Linked DNA regions of Mus musculus: regions 1, 3 and 4 are each linked to region 2. A link is a loop called in an ENCODE intact Hi-C map of the cell type or tissue named here. Cell type or tissue: left cerebral cortex. All regions are shown on one strand.

Evidence for each region. Peaks named below come from ENCODE experiments on the same cell type or tissue, not always from the same donor. Only the 100,000 strongest peaks of a DNase experiment are listed, where the experiment ranks them.
Region 1: a loop joins it to region 2, with 4 times the contacts of the local background. A loop is called at or near these places in 6 of 42 quality-filtered maps.
Region 3: it touches region 2 in a loop (2.9-fold over the local background); 6 of 42 quality-filtered maps call a loop at or near these places.
Region 4: it touches region 2 in a loop (2.3-fold over the local background); 3 of 42 quality-filtered maps call a loop at or near these places.

Annotation. Positions count from the first base shown.
Region 1 is chr9:108,998,911-109,003,910 of GRCm38, reverse strand. Pfkfb4 (6-phosphofructo-2-kinase/fructose-2,6-biphosphatase 4) reads right to left here. Exons shown (of 14, transcript NM_173019.5): 2 at 4,936-5,000; 3 at 4,702-4,798. Among named protein-coding and RNA genes, the nearest start is that of Pfkfb4, 9.5 kb to the right of the region's middle. In left cerebral cortex, CTCF peaks have their summits at 528 (motif pointing left) and 3,011 (motif pointing left); DNase peaks (open chromatin) are centred at 519 and 2,983; H3K27ac peaks cover 302 bases.
Region 2 is chr9:109,829,734-109,834,733 of GRCm38, reverse strand. It overlaps Nme6 (NME/NM23 nucleoside diphosphate kinase 6), which reads right to left and starts at 1,940. Exons shown (of 7, transcript NM_018757.1): 1 at 1,927-1,940; 2 at 1,439-1,538. It also overlaps the pseudogene 3000002C10Rik. In left cerebral cortex, a CTCF peak has its summit at 2,209 (motif pointing right); DNase peaks (open chromatin) are centred at 1,771, 2,017 and 2,192; H3K4me3 peaks cover 1,536 bases; H3K27ac peaks cover 1,310 bases.
Region 3 is chr9:109,087,695-109,092,694 of GRCm38, reverse strand. Ccdc51 (coiled-coil domain containing 51) reads right to left here. Exons shown (of 4, transcript NM_025689.4): 2 at 3,048-3,358; 3 at 1,690-1,854; 4 at 1-1,180. The coding sequence starts at 3,350. The coding sequence ends at 428. Among named protein-coding and RNA genes, the nearest start is that of Plxnb1, 5.2 kb to the left of the region's middle. In left cerebral cortex, a CTCF peak has its summit at 4,537 (motif pointing left); DNase peaks (open chromatin) are centred at 2,059 and 4,489; H3K27ac peaks cover 281 bases.
Region 4 is chr9:109,119,982-109,124,981 of GRCm38, reverse strand. It overlaps Gm39423 (a long non-coding RNA gene), which reads right to left and starts at 2,345. Exons shown (of 2, transcript XR_871266.1): 1 at 655-2,345; 2 at 1-385. In left cerebral cortex, a CTCF peak has its summit at 2,245 (motif pointing right); a DNase peak (open chromatin) is centred at 2,248.

The DNA.
Region 1 (5,000 bases), 830 kb after region 2:
CTTTCCTCTGGGAGTTGTAGAGAGACAGCTCAGTGGTTCATGGCAACTGTGGAGCTTTTAGAGGACATGAGTTCAGTCCCCAGCACCCATCAGACAGTGCAAAACTAAGCAACTCTAATGCCAGAGATCTCTGTAGTACTTGTATGTATACGGCGCGCGCGCGCGCGCACACACACACACACACACACACACACACACAAAGATATTTAAAAGTTAAAAGAAAGCCAGGGAGTGATGGCAGCACACGCCTTAAATCCCTGCACTTGGGAAGAGGAGGAAGGTGGATCTTTGTGAATTGGTCTACAAAGTACAGCCATGGCTGTTACACAGAGAAATCCTATCTTGAAAAACAAAAATAGACAGACAGAAGGACAGACAGATGGACAGATGGACGGACATTAAAGCAAATCTTAAGGGGATAGAGAAATGGCTCAATGGTTCAGAATGGTTCTGGCTAATGTTCCAGAGAACCAGGTTCAAAACCCAGCACCCACATCCAATTCTGTGGACTCTGGCTCCCTCTTCTGGTTTTTGAGGGCATGGCAGGCAGATACACACATGCAGAAGAAACACACAAAAATAATAAAATGAAAGAAAAATTTAATCTTTAAAAAAATGTTTTTAAGGGGCTAGAGTGATGGCTTAGTGGTTAAGAGCACTGGATGCTCTTTCAGAGGACCCAGGTTCAATTCCAGCACCCACATGGCCGCTCACAAGCACCATAACTCCAGTTGAGGGAATCCAGCACTCTCTTCTGACCTCAGAGGACACCAGGCATGTATGTAGAGCACATGAAGTCACAACACTCACACATATAAAATAAAGGATAAAAAACATTTTTTAAAAAAGTGTTTTGCCAAAATGTCTGAATTCTGCGTCTAGAAAACGAGCACTGCTGGCCCATTTTCCGACCAGCCTGCAGGTCAGTATGTTCTGGGCTAAGCTTGGCAGCTGTTCTGACTGTGGATCTACTGTGGAGGAGGAATCCCAGGGCCTCAAAGAAAATGCCAGGAGAACATCTTAGGGGCCTGCGTGCACACTCATGTATGAGTGTACACATACACTTGTGCTTGCATGTCTCTGTGTGGGCATGAATGTACTGTACCCATGTATGGGTTTGCAAGTGTGCCGGCGTGTGTGAGAGCCCCCTGGACTCTTGCTGGATGAACTGAGAGATCCTGTGGGACTCCAAGGAGACAGCTTCCATGCTGGTTCCTGTGGACTTCACGCCATGAGCCTTCCCTTTCTGTCAGTTTGCTGTAGTGGACCTTAGCCGTGAGTCCTGGGAAGTCGGCAAACCTGAAGGGAGTCTTAGGGTCCAAGTGTGCTTGGTGTGCAGATGTAAACAAAGGCTGAGCACGTGTGTACGACTCAGTATCACACCCTCAAAAATGAGCCCAAGTGAAGATTCCCACGTGTGCGTACACACTCTCACAGACAGTGTGGCCATATGTGCTCAGGGGTTGTGCATGTATGTGAACATGCCCATGTGCGCATATGGTATATAGTCTCATGTGTATGTAGATATGTGCATATAAAGTATACGCATGAGGTTATATGTCCATGGTATACACAGGGAGCTCATGTACGGTAAGAAAACAGGATAGGAATGTGCCTGGTGGGGTGTGTGTACATACATGTGCCTGTATAGATGCATATATGAGCCAGCACAAACTTGTTTACACCTTTGTCTTACGTGATTTTGTATATTTGAATGTTATGTAGCTTTTGAGACCTCGACAGTGGGTGTGCGGATAGAAAATCGCCCCTTTCTTCTCCTTCTCAGACTTCCCATTTTTAAGACTTCTGGTGTGCTCCCCGCCCCCACCCCCGTGGCAAATGCCTGTAATCCCAGCGCTTGGAAGGTGGAGACAAGAGAGTCGGAAGTTCAAAGTCATTCGTGGCTATGTAGTAGGTTCAAGGCCAGCCTGAGCTCCTGTGTGGCATCGATCTCAAAACAAAACAGAACAAAAATTCCTTCTGCCTGGCCTGAAGGTGAAGCCAATCTATCAAAAAGGCCCTGGTTCAATCCCTGGTACTGCAAACAACAACAAAGGAAAAGCCAGAGCAAAATAAAAACTACTTCTGGTCCTTTTTTTTTTTCCAACTCCTTAGAAGAAAAACTGGGATGGTCCGTGGAAATTGGCCCTGTGGCCCAGTGGCTAGATTCAGGCTTTAGGTGTAGAACAAAAACAACAGGACTGTCTGTCCCATCCTCTGCCAGAGGCTCCTGTGTCCCTGCAGGTGACCTCGGGTTAGTTCCTCCCACCTCTCTGTCTGGGTTTCTCATCTGAATTACTCCCCACATGCTGGCCTCTCAGGAGCCCCAGGGAAACCGCTGGCAGCTGGGGATACCGACACCACAAACACTACATCCCCACACGCTACTCCTCTAATTCAGACTGAATGGCCCCAAACAGTGTTAACCCATCCTAAGCTCAGATGCACACCTGGGAAGGCACCACCACTGAGCAAACGGGGCCTACGCCTTGGCAATGCTTTAGATTTTGCACCTGAGATGTTGACCTATTAGCCATGAGATATTTAGGTGAGTGGATGATGGGAAGTTGTTGTTGTTGTTGTTTTGTTTAATTGATTGGTTTTGGGTCTTTTCAGACATGGCCTCATGCTGCCCAAGCTGGCCTTGAAGTATGTAATGGATTGCTAACCTTAAACCTGACCCTCCTGCCTTCACCCCCTAACTGCTGGCACTGTAGGCACGGACCTCCAAACTCAACAGTTACTTCAAATGTGAAGAAACCTGTACAGAGTATATGAGACTCTTGGACTTTGTGAGCCTCAGTTTCCTTGCCTATAAAATGGGGACAACGGATATCAGCCACCAAGCATGCAGTAGATCCAAACATCAATACATCTCCTAGCCTCCAGTCTTACCTAAATGTCAGACCCCTTCTGGGTGATTTCCCTGTCTCACCCCTATGACTCAAGAGCAGAGGAAGCAGATTTAAGTACACAGTGGGGTGCGCCTGCCCCCTGGTGGCCATAGGGAGAATAGGTAGTAGCCTAGTGCACAGCTCCAGGTCAGAACTGCGAGGCTGGACTTGATTTGAGAAAGTCACTACTACTGTCCTACCAAGATGCAGAGGCAAGTCTGCCACCACAGCTGACAAGGGGCTTGTGGTGGTAAGTGACTGTCAAGCTGACACAGCCTTAGAGTCACCTGGAAAAACTCTCCATGACAAACTGTCCGCATCAGGTGGGCCTGTGGGCATGTCTATGAGGGATTTTAAAAAAATATTTATTTTTATGTGCACTAGTGTTTTGTTTGTATTTTAAGTCTGTGTGAGGGTTTCAGGTCCCCTAGAACTGGACTTACAGACAGTTATGAGCTGCTGTGTGGGTGCTGGGAATTGAACCTAGGTCCTGTGGTAGAGCAGTGTTCTTATCCACTGAGCCATCTCTCCAACCTTTGATTTCTTTTTTCTTCTTCTTTTTTTTTTATTAGGTTAACTGAAGTGGGAAAACCTGCCTTGACCATGTGGGTGACACCCTATGGTGACCTGGTCCCTGAACCGTATTTAAGAGTGAAGAGCAAGCTGGGCAGGCAGGCAGGCACACACTTATCACCTCTCTGTTTTGAGCTGCGGGTGTGACCAGCTGCTTCTGAGTCCCGCCTTGACCTCTCTCGGTGGACTGCAGTCTGAACCAGTAAACCAAACCCACCTTTCTCCCCTATGCTCTCTCTTATGCTTTTGTCTAGTGTCTTACCACAGCAGCAGACATGAAGATAGAACAAGGCTTATTTCTGTTGTTATTTAGAGACGGGTCTCACTATGTAGCCCTGGCTATCTGGAACTCACTATACAGACCAGGCTGTCCCTGAACTCAGAGAGATCTGTCTGCATCTGTCTCCCAAGTGATAGGATGAAAAGTATGCACAGTCATGCCCAGCAGGACACAACTCTACGAGCATCCCACCAGCCCTTCCAATAAGGACATTTCATCACTCTTCAAAACATTACGCCTTAATTGGGAGGGGGACAGAGATCGTGAGTGTCAACTACTCATTCCACAGCATCCAAGCCATGTTAGACTAAACCCAAGGCCTGGCTGGCACATGCCAAGAACATGCCAAGCACATGCCAAGAACATGCCAAGCATAGGACAAACATACTCCAGTACTGGTGAGAGTGCCCATCTTGGGACAGAAAAGAAATAATAATATGCATCTTCTAGGGTAGCCTGGAGTAGACAAACAGGACCTCCATGTCATGCGATGGTCCCAGACACGTCCTGGGTAAGCCTCGCCTTTCCCTGAAGCCCCTTCCTTCCCATAGAATGTCCTTACCAAAGGTCCTTAACACTGGGGCAGGGAAGGGACAGCCATCAGGAGGCTACACACAATTTCTCCCTAAACCCATTATATGCCAAACTCTCTACAACCTGAGAGGTTAAGAAGCCAGACCTACAGCTGGGCATGGTGGCACACACTTTAATCCTAGCATTCCAGAGATGGCAGCAGGACTCGGCTCTGAGGTTCCAGGCCCTGTCACACAGCATCGAGCCAGCCCCGGCACCGAGCCAGCCCCAGCAGGCAGTCACTGCACTGAGTAACTGCAGCTCAGGAGCATTCAGAGTTTGAGAGAGGAGGAACTTCTTAGCAAATGGGTTGTAACTTAACCAAGCCTTCTCTAGGGCAATGCCCCACCCTCACTCCTCCCCCACCCTCACCACACTTACTTCCTGATTTTCAGGCCTTCTTCATTGTCTGGGAGGAAAAACTCAAAAGATTTGTACGTCTTGACTATGTCCCGGCGATACTGACCAACGTTGAATTCTGGGGGGGAGGAGAGACAGGTCAGGAACCCTACCAATCCCTGCCCAGGACTCTTCCCTGGGTCCTGACCACCACCCAGGCTGGCTTCTCTCTTTCCCTGCCTCCACAGTCCTCCCATGATCCCCTTGGAGCCTCACCCCGAGTAGGCACGCCAATCCAGTTGAGGTACCGCGTCAGCTTCTTAGAAATGTAGGTCTTGCCC
Region 2 (5,000 bases):
CTCTTATCCACTGAGCCATCTCACCAGCACCTCCCTTGGTTTTTCAAGAGAGGGTTTCTCTGTGTAGCCCTGGCTGCCCTGGGACTCACTCTGTAGACCAGGCTGGCCTCGAACTCAGAAATCTGCTTGCTTCTGTCTCCTTTGAGCACTAGGATTAAAGGCTGTGCCACCACCGGTGGACTTGACTGCCTCTACTTGTGAGGTCCTATTTTCTAGCCATCTTCTATCCACTGTAGAATTGGAAGGATAATAATAAAGCTTCATGGCCACACACCACTTCTTATCTACCATTATATGTCATGCATATGTATTTATCATTTCTATCTGTCTACAAATACAGAGAAGGTGTCCAGGGCCACACACTGGGCACAATCAGGTAACATTCTCATTATTTTTAGCCTGAATATAGCTTAGCAGCCATGGTAGTTGTACCAGGGTTAAGAGCAAAACAAAGAAACTATGCTAATGTTTCTTCTGCTCAAATCTTCTTTACAGCTTACACTGGATGTTCCATTTTAACTATGGAGCCAAGCCTCACCTAACCAGTACGGGAACAGCACACCCATTTAACCTAATAATATTCTAGATGGTCACATGGCACAGTGGCCATGGGGATGTCCTTGAGACTCCCAGTTCCTCACTCTCCACACTATTACCAAGTTCTGAGAATCTCACCTCTACAAATTTGTAAGGACAAAAACGTCCATACAAGTTGGGCAGTGGTGGAGCACGCCTTTAATCCCAGCACTTGGGAGGCAGAGGCAGGTGGACTTCTAAGTTCGAGGCCAGCCTGGTCTACAGAGTGAGTTCCAGGACAGCCAGGGCTACACAGAGAAACCCTGTCTCGAAAAACCAAAACCAGAAAAAAAAAGTCCATACAAATCTTTTCCTTATAATTACCATTACCCCTTTGTCTTGGACTTCTGTGACACCCTCTGTGATGGTGTCTAAACTTTACTCTCGCCACTCTGCAAATCTGTGCTAAAGAACATTACAGCTACTGGAATGAAAGCTAATCATATAGACTCCTCTTTAACCCTCCAAAGGATATTCTGATTTTTGAAGACAAAGGTCCTCACACAGACTCTGGGACGTTAACCTGCCCTTTTTGGCACTTCTGTCCCTGGGCACTCCTCTGGGTTCATGTGGTGCACCTTACTTCTTCTGCTCCAGTGTCATAGGTGTTTTCAGTCCCATGCCTTTCTGGCCTGACTATCTTCGTGTAAGGACGTGTTCCCATCCTCTCCCCCCAGCCCCCAAGTTCCACTCCCTGCTTATCTCCCACTTGCCCATTTGCACTCGGCTCACGTCTGCAGTCATACTTTCTCAATGCTTCCTTCGGTTACATAGTCCACATAAAGGACAGCTTCATGAAAGCACAAGTCCGCTTTGCTCACCATCTTCACCTCAGTCCCTCCGCAGGGTGCCTAGTACATACCTGGATTTCCACAGATCTTAGCTGGATGAATCAGTGCATGAACCTGATCTAGCCATTCCAAGGCCAGGCTGCTAAGGGGTCTCCTGGGAGGACCGGCGATCTGTAGAGAGGGTGTGGTTCCAGTTAGGTTAGGGCTGTCTTAGTTATTGGTTTACAAGAAAGTGCTGCCAAGCAAAGAAACTGGCTTGACTTTGTCAACCGATCAGACATTTACACGTTTTACAAGTTGCCTGGCCAACTGAGGAAGCCACTACTTTAGCGCCCACGCTAGTCACGTGGTCGCTGGCCCGTCAACTCCACTTCTGCAGCCACACCTCCTACTCGTCTCCCTCCCTCCCCAGCCGCCCCCTAAGTCTTGGCTCCCAACCCTCCTATTGCCCTCGTATTCTAGGACACAACCGAACAACCTGGGCTTCTCTACTACAGGCCGAAGCCCACACCAGACTCAGTTATTCGGTCTCCAAAGCGAGCCCGGGTTCTGGGTTCACCTGGTACTCCCGCCAATCCTCCTGGTCACCAGGCACTGAGCAAGATAGCCCACGGGTCCTTTGGGGTCCTTCAGGCACGCGGCAGGGCAGCCCTCCGGATCCTGCAGTCTGGCGCTGCACGCCTGGTGGGCTAGAGAGATCTGTTGCGGCGCCGGCAGCTTGTTTACACAGCGTATCTTCCTCAGGAAAGTCCATTTCTTTATTTTTTTTAAAGGCTTTAATTTAAAAATTTTTTACGTGTAAGCGTATTCTGCCTGCGCATGTATGTTTCACGTGCGTTCCTTGTGCCTATGAAACCAGGAGAGGGCGCTGGATCCTCTGGAACCTGATGGCTGTGAGCTTAGACCTGGGTATTGGGAATATAACCCAGGTTCCCATGAAGAGCAGTCTGTGCCGTACCCTTAACCACTGAGCTATCTCTCTAGTGTGAAAATCCATTTATTATGATGTTTTGCCTGTAGGTATGTCTGGGTACAGCACCAGGGTGACTGGTGCCAGTAGAGGCCAGAAAGGGCTGTCAGCTGGAACTGAAGTTACAGATGTTTTGAACCATTGTGTGGGTTCTGGTATCGAACCCACCTTCTCTGCAAGATCAGTGAGTGCTCTTAAACACTGAGCCATCTCTCCAGTCTGAAAGTTCATTTTTTGTCTGTCTGCCTGTCCTGCTGGTGAAGGCATGAGTTCATTTCTGCTTTCACGGGATGAGAATAACCTTACTATATACCTGCAGTCAGGCATCTTGTTTTAATTTTACTTCCCAGGCCGGCCATGCCCAAGTTTACTTACTTTCTTTTTTTTTTTTTTTTTAATAATATTATTATTTATTTTATGTATATGGGTGCACTGTAGCTGTACAGATGGTTGTGAGCCTTCATGTGGTTGTTGGGAACTGAATTTTTAGGACCTTTGCTCACTCTGATCAGCCCCACTTGCTCTGGTCCACTTCGCTCGCTCAGGTACACTGTAGCTGTCTTCAGACGTACCAGAAGAGGGTGTCAGATCTCATTACGGATGGTTGTGAGCCACCATGTGGTTGCTGGGATTTGAACTCAGGACCTTTGGAAGAGCAGTCAGTGCTCTTACCCACTGAGCCATCTCACCAGCCCCCCAAGTTTACTTTCTATAGTTCATCCTCATTAACATACCTCTGGAGTATAAGAGACCTCCCATGAGCTCAGTTTTCCTTCTGCCTATGTGGCTTCTGCATGCACATACAACACACACAGTGGAAGACTGGTTGCATAGTTTACATGTGTTTCAACCATTCTCAACAACAAGCCAGCATAATCAAAGGGCAGATGTAAAGGAGGATGTAGAGGTTTATTTGGAACTGTTGTTAAGAACTAACGAAGAGGCTCTCTGCTCCTCCCTGTTCCAGAGACAGCTGCATCTTCTTGGGCAGTGCCAGCCTCATCCGGTAGACAAAATGGTGAAGGTTTGTGTGAACGGATTTAGCTATATTGGGCGCCTGGTCACCACGGCTGCCTTCTGCTCTCCACATGGCAAAGTAGAGGTTGTTGCCATCAACAACCCCTTCATTGACCTCAACTACATGGTCTACATGTTCCAGCCTGACTCCACCCACGGCAAATTCAACGGCACAGTCAAGGCCGAGAATGGGAAGCTTGTCATCAACGGGGAAGCCCATCATCATCTTCTAGGAGTGAGACCCCGCTAACATCAAATGGGGTGAGGCCGGTGCTGAGTATGTAGTGGAGTCTACTGGTGTCTTCACCACCATGGAGAAGGCCGGGGCCCACTTGAAGGGTGGAGCCAAAAGGGTCATCATCTCCGCCCCTTCTGCCGATACCCCCATGTTTATGATGGGTGTGAACCACGAGAAATATGACAACTCACTCAAGATTGTCAGCAATGCATCCTGTACCACCAACTGCTTAGCCCCCCTGGCCAAAGTCATCCATGACAACTTTGGCATCGTGGAAGGACTCATGACCACGGTCTGTGCCATCACTGCCACTCAGAAGACCGTGGATGGCCCTTCTGGAAAGCTGTGGCATGATGGCCGTGGGGCTGCCCAGAACATCATTCCTGCATCCACTGGTGCTGCCAAAGCTGTGGGCAAGGTCATCCCAGAGCTGAACGGGAAGCTCACTGGCATGGCCTTCTGTGTTCCTACCCCCAGTGTGTCCGTTGTGGATATGATGTGCCACCTGGAGAAACCTGCCAAGTATGATGACATCAAGAAGGTGGTGAAGCAGACATCTGAGGGCCCACTGAAGGGCATCTTGGGCTACACTGAGGACCAGGTTGTCTCCTGCGACTTCAACAGCAACTCCCACTCTCCACCTTCGATGCCAGGGCTGGCATTGCTTTCAATGACAAATTTGTCAAGCTTATTTCCTGGTATGACAATGAATATGGCTACAGCAACAGGGTGGTGGACCTCATGGCCTACATGACCTCCAAGGAGTAAGAAACCCTGGACCACCCACCCCAGCAAGGACACTGAGAGCAAGAGAGAGGCCCTCGGTTGCTGAGGAGTCCCTATACCAACTCGGCCCCCAACACTGAGCATCTCCCTCATGATTTCCACCCCAGCCCCCCATAACAGGAGGGGCCTAGGGAGCCCTCCCTACTCTCTTGAATACCATCAATAAAGTTTGCTGCATCCACAAAAAACCAAAAACAAACAAACAAACAAACAAACAAAAAACTAACGAAGAACCAGGCACAATAGAGTCACTCACTGTTAATCCCAGGACTCCAGAGGCAGAGGCAGGTGGCTCTCTGTGAGTTTGAGGCCAGCTTGGTCTACAGTGTGAGTTCCAGGTCAGCCAGATCTACATAATAAGACCCTGTCAAAACAAACACCCTCACCCACCCCCAACAACAACAACAAAAAACAAAAAGGAGTGGCCAGTAGGTGGAGGTCAAATAGTTAGGTCTATCGATAATCTAAGGTGCTACTAGAAACTGTAGCTTAATGTGGTAACCAAATATACCTGCCTTCTAATTCTGTTACTTCAATACTGCATTAGTCAGGGTTCTCTAGAGTTACAGAACTTACGGATAGTCTCAGTATAGTAAAGGAATTTGTTATGGTGACTTACAGT
Region 3 (5,000 bases), 740 kb after region 2:
CACACAGGAAGGCCCAACAAGCAGAGGGCAACAGTGTCAGGACATTCTAAGTGAGAATCCAGGGCTAACTTCATCCAACATAGTCCTGAGCTAGGACCACTAGGAGATGAGAAAGGAACTAAAGGGGGTGAGCCCCCACTCCAGGCTAAACTTCAAGTCCCAGACTTCTGAAATCAATGATAAAACTGAGTCTGATATAACTACCTTTTAAATAATACAAATTCTTAGATATTTTAATTGGACATTTGCACAAAACTTCGATAATTAATGTAAATAGGTACTACCTACAAAATAAAATATATCTCAGATGGTGAGCCCCTCAGATGGCATTCAGAGTCAGGCTGAGGTTGTGTGTACCTCAAGATTCATTATATCACCAACAAAAGCGACAGTCACCCTTCGGTCCCTTTGAAGAAGGTCCCCAGGGTTAACTGGTCTTGAACAGCATGTAGAGCAGAGGCAATGTGGCCAGGAAGGTCACACAGGTGACCAGTGTGCTAGAGACAGTGTTCCTGTTAGCCTGGGCTTCTAGCCTCTGCTCCATCTCTGACAGGGCCAAGATCACACTCCCGTGTTCCAGCAAGGAGCTGGGCAGGGCCCCATCCACCGGCCCCACCGTGCCTGGATGTGCTGGAGCCTGTGCCAGCTGAAGCACCCCAGCCATTTGACTGCAAGTCTTTTCCAGGCCATCAAGCTGCTCTCGTAAACCCTCTAGGCAGGAATAGACCTGCCTGGAATGACGGAGCTGCTCTTTCATGGTGGCTGAAAGGCCATCTATGTCTTTTCCTCTGGTAGAAGAACCTGTTGGTGACCCGGAGCCCTGGCCCTGCTCGGCGTGCACCAGGCCCCTCAGATCCATCATAAGGTCCTGGAGGTCTTTCTGTTGGAGGGAATAGCTAGAAGCCTGTTCACGGATGGCCTCCTGGAGACTCGCAGGACCTTTCTGTGCTTCCAGGAGTAAGGCCTTCAGCTCCTGTAGCCGGACGCGGTTAACATAGGTGGAACCGGCCACACCTATCAGAGCTCCTAGAACTGACCCAATAAGGGACCAGTTCTTGGTCCTCTCAGCCCTTGTACGCTCTTTCTCATGACTCTCCCGCACAGCTGCAGAGAAGAGAGAGAACTTCTCTCGCTCTGAGTCTTCTGCACGCAGGTATGCTATTCGGAGCCTCTTCTCTTCCTGTGGGAACAAAGTGGTATCAGACCATCATCGGCAAGGAGCCTTGTGACTACAGCCACGGGGGCAGAGGACACTCCCCTGCCACAGGCTCTACAAACACCTGCTGCATGAAGACAGAATATACCTGTTGGTGTGGGAGCAGAGCGGTGTGTGTGTGTGTGTGTGTGTGTGTGTGTGTGTGTGTGTGTGTGGTAGCCATGTGCTCTTTCCCCCGGGCAGTCATGCAGAGCACGTCTATAGGAAAATAAGCAGCTGGTATTCCCTGAGCCAATACCCCCATCCTCTCTTCAATGGGGTGGGTGTCAGATAGTACTTTGCTGCACTGTTCAGCCTAGTACTAGGGAAAGGGCAAACAAACAGGCTCTGGAAGCCTGGGCCTAAGACCACCATAAAATTTTCGGATTTACCTCCTCCAAGACCTCTGACCAACAGTCAGGGTTACCCGCTCCGTACCCTGCCATACAAGGGGCTTGTGCAGGTCAGTGAGGGCTGCTTCCTGGGGGACCCACCTGTAGCATCCTGTGCTCCAAAGTGGCCAGCTCCAGGTACTGGTTGTCCTCCCTGGAGACTCGGTCCAAGCGGTCCCTCACCTCCTTCAGCTTAGTCTGCTGAGCTTCCAAACCCTCCCGAGCTTCTCGAACAAGCCCACGAGCCACCATGAACACTTTCTCCGCCTGCAGAGAGGACGTCAGAGGGATCAGCCTTCTCTGTCCAACCCCACTCTGTTGGGCTCAGTTCCACGGGCTAACGAGGCAACAGTTGAGCAGGGGGTCACTGGGGTGTCACTGTGAGAGGCAGAAACTCAAACGCTAATCCCAGCTCACTCTGGCATGTTCGACATGTGGCCACACCCACGTGAAGCACTGGATTTATTCATTCAAGCAGAAATAACACGCTCCTGAGAAACTTGCAAAGCAAACAGTGACACAATCTTTGTCCGCTAGATCCAGCCCCCTCCTGTCTGACGGGAACCACCACGAGGAACCCGGTGTATGACTGGGGCCTCCAATGCCACCATCGAGTCACTACTACCGCCTCTAGCTTACGGCCCTGGGAATTTCAACTCAGCCAAGCCCCCCCGGGTACGAATCTTCTCCGAGGAGAAGAGACAACCATGTACCTCGGATCCCCAGCCAAACCCCTGCTCTTTTCCAACCTTGCCACACTGTTCTGTAACCGAATGCAGACCGGTGACAAAGTGCATTTCTGCCGCCACCAAAGGCTTGAAGACCACAGGCAGCTCGGTCCACCTCTCAAGATGATGTTTCCCAGTGCCCTTTGCCTTAGCACCTTAAGGCAAAACCGTCCACAGAAGGCAATTTTGCTGGCCTAATACACAGGGCAGTCATTAGCCAGGGACTTTTCAGTACTTGAGTATTTTCGCAGAGAGCAGAGGGTATAATTACAGAGACCTTCACTCCAGTACAGCTCCAGATCTCCACAGGAGATAGAAGGAGATATTCCTACCAAGGATGTTTGTTTAAGAAAAGGCAAGTCTGGGCCAGGTGTGGTGACCCATGCCTATAATCTCAGCACTGAGGGGGAGAAGATCACGAGCTAAGAGCCAGGCTAGAAGATATTCTGAATTTCAGGCACGTCTGGACTTCAGGACAAAACTGTCTAAGGAGAAAAAAAAGACTAGTTATGGTAACCCACACCTATAATCCCAACACTCAGGAGGTGGACACAGGAAGATCAGCCTGGAATACAAAAGACCCTGTCTCAAACAAACAAACAAACAAACACAAACGTGTCCACAGTTTCCCAGCTGCCTTCACACATGTAGCTGGGAATGTTTTTTGTTAGGAGTCCAAGCCATATTTCCCAAATCAGAAGGCAAAGCCAGCCACCCTGGCTCCCTCCTCACCTCTGTCACGTTTCCCTGGGCCTCCCGAACTTCATTGAGTCCCACAAACTCTTCATATCTGTCCCACCAAGCCTTGGCAGTAGAGGCTGCTTGATGGCGAACGGTGTGGCTCAGTGTTCTTCCCAATTCCGGGAGGCGGTGAAAGAGCCCTAAGGCTGCGGCTTCCGGTCGCTTCTCTCTGGGACCTGGACTGCACAGAGTCCTTGTCATGGTGACGTCCGTCCCAAGGAAGGTTCTCCGTACCAGTATACGGGGTACACCCACCACGTGCTGCATTGCGAACACGGGGCTGCACCCTGTCATGGCAAGAACTGTGAGGAGGACACCAGACAGATTAGCTCCTGAGAAAGGCTAGACACAAGTCAGGTCTCAAAGCCCAAGCTAAACAGACGGATTTCTGCCCCTGTAGCAAGAGGAAGGCCAGGCTTTCCCATGGGTTTGGGGGACAGGGGAACAGTCGTGGCAAAGCTCATCTGGGTGTCATGTCTTCCCTTTCCTCCTACGATGCCATACAGATCAGCTGCCCTGACTGCACCCCACAATCTCCTAGGCCTCTCCGACGGGACCTAGAGGAGAAACTTGGTGCTTGCTTTTTCTGCAAATGCCAGAGAGAAATCCTCAAACCTGAGTTGCCCACGAAGACCAAAAAAATTCACAGAGGCTCCGTGAGCTGGTGGTACAGGTTTGTAACTCCAGCCACTTGGAAGGTTGGTGCAGGAGGACTGATCAGAACAGCAGAACCTATACAGCAAGCTGCAGGCCAGTCAGGGCTAGGGAGTGAAACCTTGTCTTAAACAACAACAACAAAGTAACTATGACAACGGCAAGAAGTAAAAACCTTTTTAAGGGCCAGGGAGCATAGCTCAGTGTCAGAGCACTTGCCCGGCATGCTTATGCTCATAGGTTCAATCCCCATTACTGCAAACACACACAGAAGGCACACACACACACACACACACACACACACAGAGACAGAGAGACACACACACAGACACACACAACTCCTCGGAAATGAGGGAATTAAGGATGAGTGAGGGAAAGCTAACTTCCAGAGTCATTCCTATAAAAGATCCTCACACCTAACTCCCAGGCTCCCTGAGGCTGCCACTAGCTCTCCTCTGAAAGAACGAATCCAGGGGAGGGAGGAAGAAACCTGTCTTCCACGCTGTAGAGTGCTTTTCTTAGGTTCACATCACACCATCCCTCTGTTCTCCACCTGACATTTCAGGCTCCCAAGTCCCTGTCTCACATTTCCCACCTCGGCCCCAGCCACTCAGCAGGTCAGGCTCCTCTGCTCCCTTTCAGCCCTGCTTAACAATGCCTACTTCCTCTGACCTGCACAGGACAAGGAGTACCCAGAGTCGGGCACTGCCTGGCCCAAGAACAGAAGGGGCTCAGAATCCTGAGGGAAGGGCCAAGTTACCCAGAATCCCAGAAAAATCTGGCAACTTTCTCTGGTCAAAAGGCATTAAGCCTGAAGGAACTGATCAGAGAGACACCTGGTGGACAACAAGCGAAAGCAACGGGAGCTGGGATAGAAAGAGGAAGGGCCGGGAGAACACAAAAGGGCTTCCTCAAACTATTGTTGGAATTTCTTTTCTTAGTTTCAAGTCATGAAACTTCTCACAGGTGGTAACCAGGATGGCGGGATAATTTTGAGAGTTTCTTTATACACAGATTAACGGGATCATATGAGATGGATACGGTGTAAACAGACACAGGTGTGAGGGGGCTTCCTCATGCACAGATTTACCCCAAGCATCCCAGGCTTCTCCTCCACAGTGGAACTCTCTCGATCTTTTGGAAAACAAAGCTGGATGGACAAGCACACACCTTCAGGTCAAAGTGGGCTCAAGCTGAGAGCTGTAGCAGAGGGAATCTTGGCAATACTGGTTCTAAACTGCCGCTCCACCTGAACTCAAGTCCCATTCACAAAGCTTAGGACCATATACA
Region 4 (5,000 bases), 710 kb after region 2:
AGAGGGAGAGGGAAAGACAGAGACAGAGAGAGGAGGCAGAGAAGAGAGAGACTGGATTTTAATGTTCTGTTTTGGTTTTAAAATAAGCTTACGATATAGAGGCCTAATGGCAGAAGAGCTCCATATGTAGTTTGTTATAGGGACACTGAGTTTCACCAAGGACCCAGGTCCTATGGCTCCCAGTTTCTGCCCTTCCATCACCACCTTCCACCTTAGGAGGGGCCAGTGTGGAACTTACAGCTTCTGCTCTCTTCCCTTTGCCTTCTCCTCATCTTCCAAGAACCCTGTGTGGAGTGGATCACCCAGCAGGCCTGGCCTCTGGGCATGGAGAGCCAGCAGGTCAGCAGGGCCCCGCTCATCCAACAGCTTTCCTAAGGTGACTTCTCTGGTGAGTAGTTAGGAAATGACTTATATGAGAGGAAGCAGACAGTGAGAAGTCTGTTCTCTCAGTGTGGCCACTGCAGAGTGAAAGCCCACTTTTTATGCTCTTAGTCGATGGTGCTTTCGACCAGGGCACCCTTCCTCCATGGGCAGAGTTTCTGTGTGACCCAAGCCTGCATGCCCACATCACACATACATGTGCCATTACATTTGAACACAAAGAGGAACTTGGGCTGGACTGGGAGGAAGTGTCACTCTGCATGGGACATGTACCTCCATGGGTGTGAGGCATGCAGGTATGCTGGCTTTTGCATCTCTGGAGAGTCTATGCCATGTTCTGACTGAATTCTTTGGCCCTGATATGAAGCTATAGACGGAGAACTTGTCTTCCACAGCCTGAAGCTTGGTGTTGCACTTGGATCCCAACCTGGAGAGATGGCATTGAGTCACTACTAGCCTGAAAGCTGAAATGTCCCCGGTTCTCCTGGTACAATGCGTGGCTCCTCCCAAGAGCCAGGGATGAGGGGAAGGGAGGGACCTGGAAGCCAGGATGCTTGGAGCCAATTCTTGCTATGGCTGGAACCATGGCCTTGCATAGAAATCCTGCTAGACACTTATGGGTGGGTGTGAGAGGGAGCATAGTAGGTGCTCAGGTTGTTGCACCATTTGCTTTCCACCCTCCTTGGTATTGTAGAGCTGACCTTGATGACAGGAAGACTTTCCAACACTGGCGCTTACAGGAAATATTGAAAGAGAAAAACTGAAAGTCTGGCCAGTGGGAAGAGCAGCCTGGGTCGTTATTTCCCAGCATCCCCTTCTCTTAGCCACCTCCCTCCTAAGGTGCAGTGCCTAGGTGCCATCCCTCCTTCAGTGGCAGTCTTCCAGCATCCCAGCTGCCTGCCCTTGTCCCATCAAGCTCAAGGCTGGTGGAGCAGCTCCATCTCTGAAACGTTGAGATCTGGAGTGATGACAGCTCTAATTCATATCCCACCCACTGGCTTCCCTAATGCCCGTCATCTGTTAAGTAGGGCTCTGGACAACCTCCTCGTTCCTGGTATACGGCATCAGAGCCCTGCCTGGACCTGGGCCAACCCAGTACTTCCTGTTTTCCCATTATATCTTTCCAGATGCCAGCTTAAGATGTAACAGCCAACAAGAATGGCCCCTGCTGTGTGCCAGAATGATGTCTGTCTTCCCTGAAGACACCCAGCCACTCAGGGGAGTGGAATTGGAATCCAGGTCTCCTACCATTGCAGGGCTCTGGTCACTCTGCGATCCAGGGCTTGGGCCTTGTGTCTAGGGAGTCGGCTGTCAAGCCTGGGGTGAATAAGGCTCCATAAGAGAGGTCTCAATCCTCCTGGTGCAAATGCTCACTGTGGCAGCAAGGTCACCTGGCACCACTGATCTACCAAATCACAAGCCTGAGCTGAGGGCAGGGTGTCAGCTTCCCTGACCCCTACAGCCATAGTAAGTACTGCCGGCTCTACGAACTGTGGCCTGTCTTGCAGGCAACTGGCCTCTGGAAAACTCCCACCCTTACAACACTTTGCAATTACCAGCACTGTTGGGAACACCTACAATGGTTTTCCTACTAGTCACTCACTGTTACACTATCATTTTCTGTCTTTAAATGTAGCTCACGCTCAACCCAGATTTGAGAGCTAAGCTTCAGCACTACAGTCCATTATATTTTTCAATTATGCATAGATGTGTCTGCATCAGGTGCTCACAGAGGCCAGAGGCCTCACATCTCCAGAAGCTGGAGTTAGATAGTTGTAGTCCTAATATGGGTGAGGGGGACTCAAAATATGTCGGGAGATAGGTAAATCCTTTTGATTTCAGGAGCATTAGTTCCACACTGTGGCCAGAAGATGGCAGTAAGAAGCCAGGCACCAAGATATAAGATACAATTTGCTAAACACATGAAACTCAAGAATGAAGACCAAAGTGTGGACACTTTGCCCCTTCTTAGAATTGGGAACAAAACACCCATGGAAGGAGTTACAGAGACAAAGTTTGGAGCTGAGACAAAAGGATGGACCATCTAGAGACTGCCATATCCAGGGATCCATCCCATAATCAGCTTCCAAACGCTGACACCATTGCATACACTAGCAAGATTTTGCTGAAAGGACCTAGATATAGCTGTCTCTTGTGAAAATGCCGGGGCCTAGCAAACACAGAAGTGGATGCTCACAGTCAGCTATTGGATGGACCACAGGGCCCCCAATGGAGGAGCTAGAGAAAGTAACCAAGGAGCTAAAGGGATCTGCAACCCTATAGGTGGAACAACAATATGAACTAACCAGTACCCCCCGCCACCCCCCAACCCCTCGCCCCCCGGAGCTCGTGTCTCTAGCTGCATATGTATCAGAAAATAGCCTAGTCAGCCATCAGTGGAAAAAGAGGCCCATTGGTCATGCAAACTTTATATACCTCAGTATAGGGGAACGCCAGGGCCAAGAAGTGGGAGTGGGTGGGTGGGTGGGGGAGTGGGTAGGGGAGCGTGTGAGGGACTTTTGGGATAACATTGGAAATGTAAATGAAATAAATACCTAATTAAAAAAAAAAAAAAAAAAAGAAGCAGCCAGGCACCAGCAGGAGGACAGTGCATCCCTGTACTGGCAGATTCTCTGGAATACATAGTCACAGGAACAGGTCAGCTGGATAATCCTTGCACTTGCAGCCAAGACATTTCCTTTCAAACATCACACTGATACCCTTCATAATCTATCATCCTTAAGATTTTGTTGAGAAATTCTCTCTCTTTACCCTTGGGGGCCTGGAATTCACTGTGTAGACCAAGCTGGCCTTGAACTTCCAGTGATCCTCCCACCCTGGCCTCCCAGGTACTCAGATTACAGGTGGGCACCACCGTGCCTAGCAAGGACAGAAAACTTTTTACAAGTTAATGAGCTGAGCAGTGCTTGTGCCTTTGATCTCAGCACTGAGGAGGCAGAGGCAGGTAGATATGTGAGTTTGAGGCCAGGCTGGTTTATGTGGCAAGTTCCAGGACAGCCAGGGCTACACAGAGAAACCCTGTCTCAAAAAACAGAAACAAACAAAAATTAATGTTTTGCCTTCATGTGTGTGCATCATGTATGTGCCACAGAGGCCCAAAGAGCATATTGGATCTCCTGGGCTTGGAGTGGTACATAGTTGTGAACTATCACATAGTAGAACTATCACACGTAGATGTGTATCATATGTGTGATGGGAATAAAACATGGATCCTTTGTAAGAATATCCAGTGCTCTTAACTGCTGAGCAGGAAACAGATCCAGCTAGGCCTGGTGGCATGGAGCTGTAATCTCAGCATTTGAGAGGCTGAAGCAGGAAGATTACTGTAAAAGCCAGCAGAGACCCTTTCTTGAAAAGTCTACATATAGATTTAAGAATTTGTATAGACTTGTAATCACGTACATTCGTAGCACGGGAGAGTAGGTATACAGGAGTCAAGTGCCCACAGAGGCCAGAAGGCATCACATGCCCCAGAAATGGAATTACAGTTGTGAGCCACTAGATGCGGGTGCCTGAGAACTGAACTCAGGTCCCATGGAGGAGCAAATGCTTTCTAGCCACTGAGCTGTCTTTCCGGCCCTGTATGTTTGAGACAGGGTCTCTGAAAAGGGATGAAGCCGTGGACCCGTGCTTTAGGTGGCCGAGGTGGTTTGTTTGCATGTGTGCTTTTTACCGTGTTATCCTACAGGAGCCTGGCAATGCAGATACTGTAGGCCTTACTGCCAACAGAAGACAAGACAGACCTCTGCCGTGCTGTGCCCCAGGGTAGCCCAGTCCCTCTGAGCCTCAGTCAGCAGGCCCCTAGGGTGTTGTTGCCCATTGCCAGGGTTCCAAGTGTCTTCCAAAGCGATCGCAGAGCTAATCAGCATAGCACAGCTGTAACAGCCACAGACACCCTTCTTCCATTTAAAACAACAATGAGGGCTGGAGAGTCAGCTCAGCGGTTCCGAGCACTGGCTGCTCTTCCAGAGGTCCTGAGTTCAATTCCCAGCAACCACATGGTGGCTCACAACCATCTGTAATGGGATCCAACCTTCTTTGGGTGTGTCTGAAGACACTGTACTCACATAAAATAAACAAACCTTAATATATATTTCCTTCCTTTAAAAAAAAAAAAAAACACTATACAGTGTGCTGGGTGTGGTGACGCACACCTTTAGTTCCAAAGCTCAGGAGACAGAGCGCTGTGAGTTCAGTGTCAGGCTGGTCTACACAGCAAGCTTCAGGCCAGCCAGGGAGAAATAGAATCCCTGTCTCATAAAGAATTTTTTTTGTTTTGTTTTTTTGTTTTTTCTCTGTGTAGCCCCAGCTGTCCTGGAACTCACTCTGTAGACCAGGCTGGCCTCAAACTCAGAAATCCGCCTGCCTCTGCCTCTGCCTCCCGAGCGCTGGGATTCATACGTATCTAATCATCTGGACAGTCACCCAGCGTTTAAAGTGGCGGGGGGATGAGAAACGTGGGACCTTAGCACACTATCACACTTTGTGGGAAACAATGAGGGCATACCTTTGCAAAGTGAGAGTGAAAAGGGGGAGAGACTGAGCAAACTGTATTACAAACAGTCTATATTGAAACTGGCCGGGCCCCAGGTGAGCCA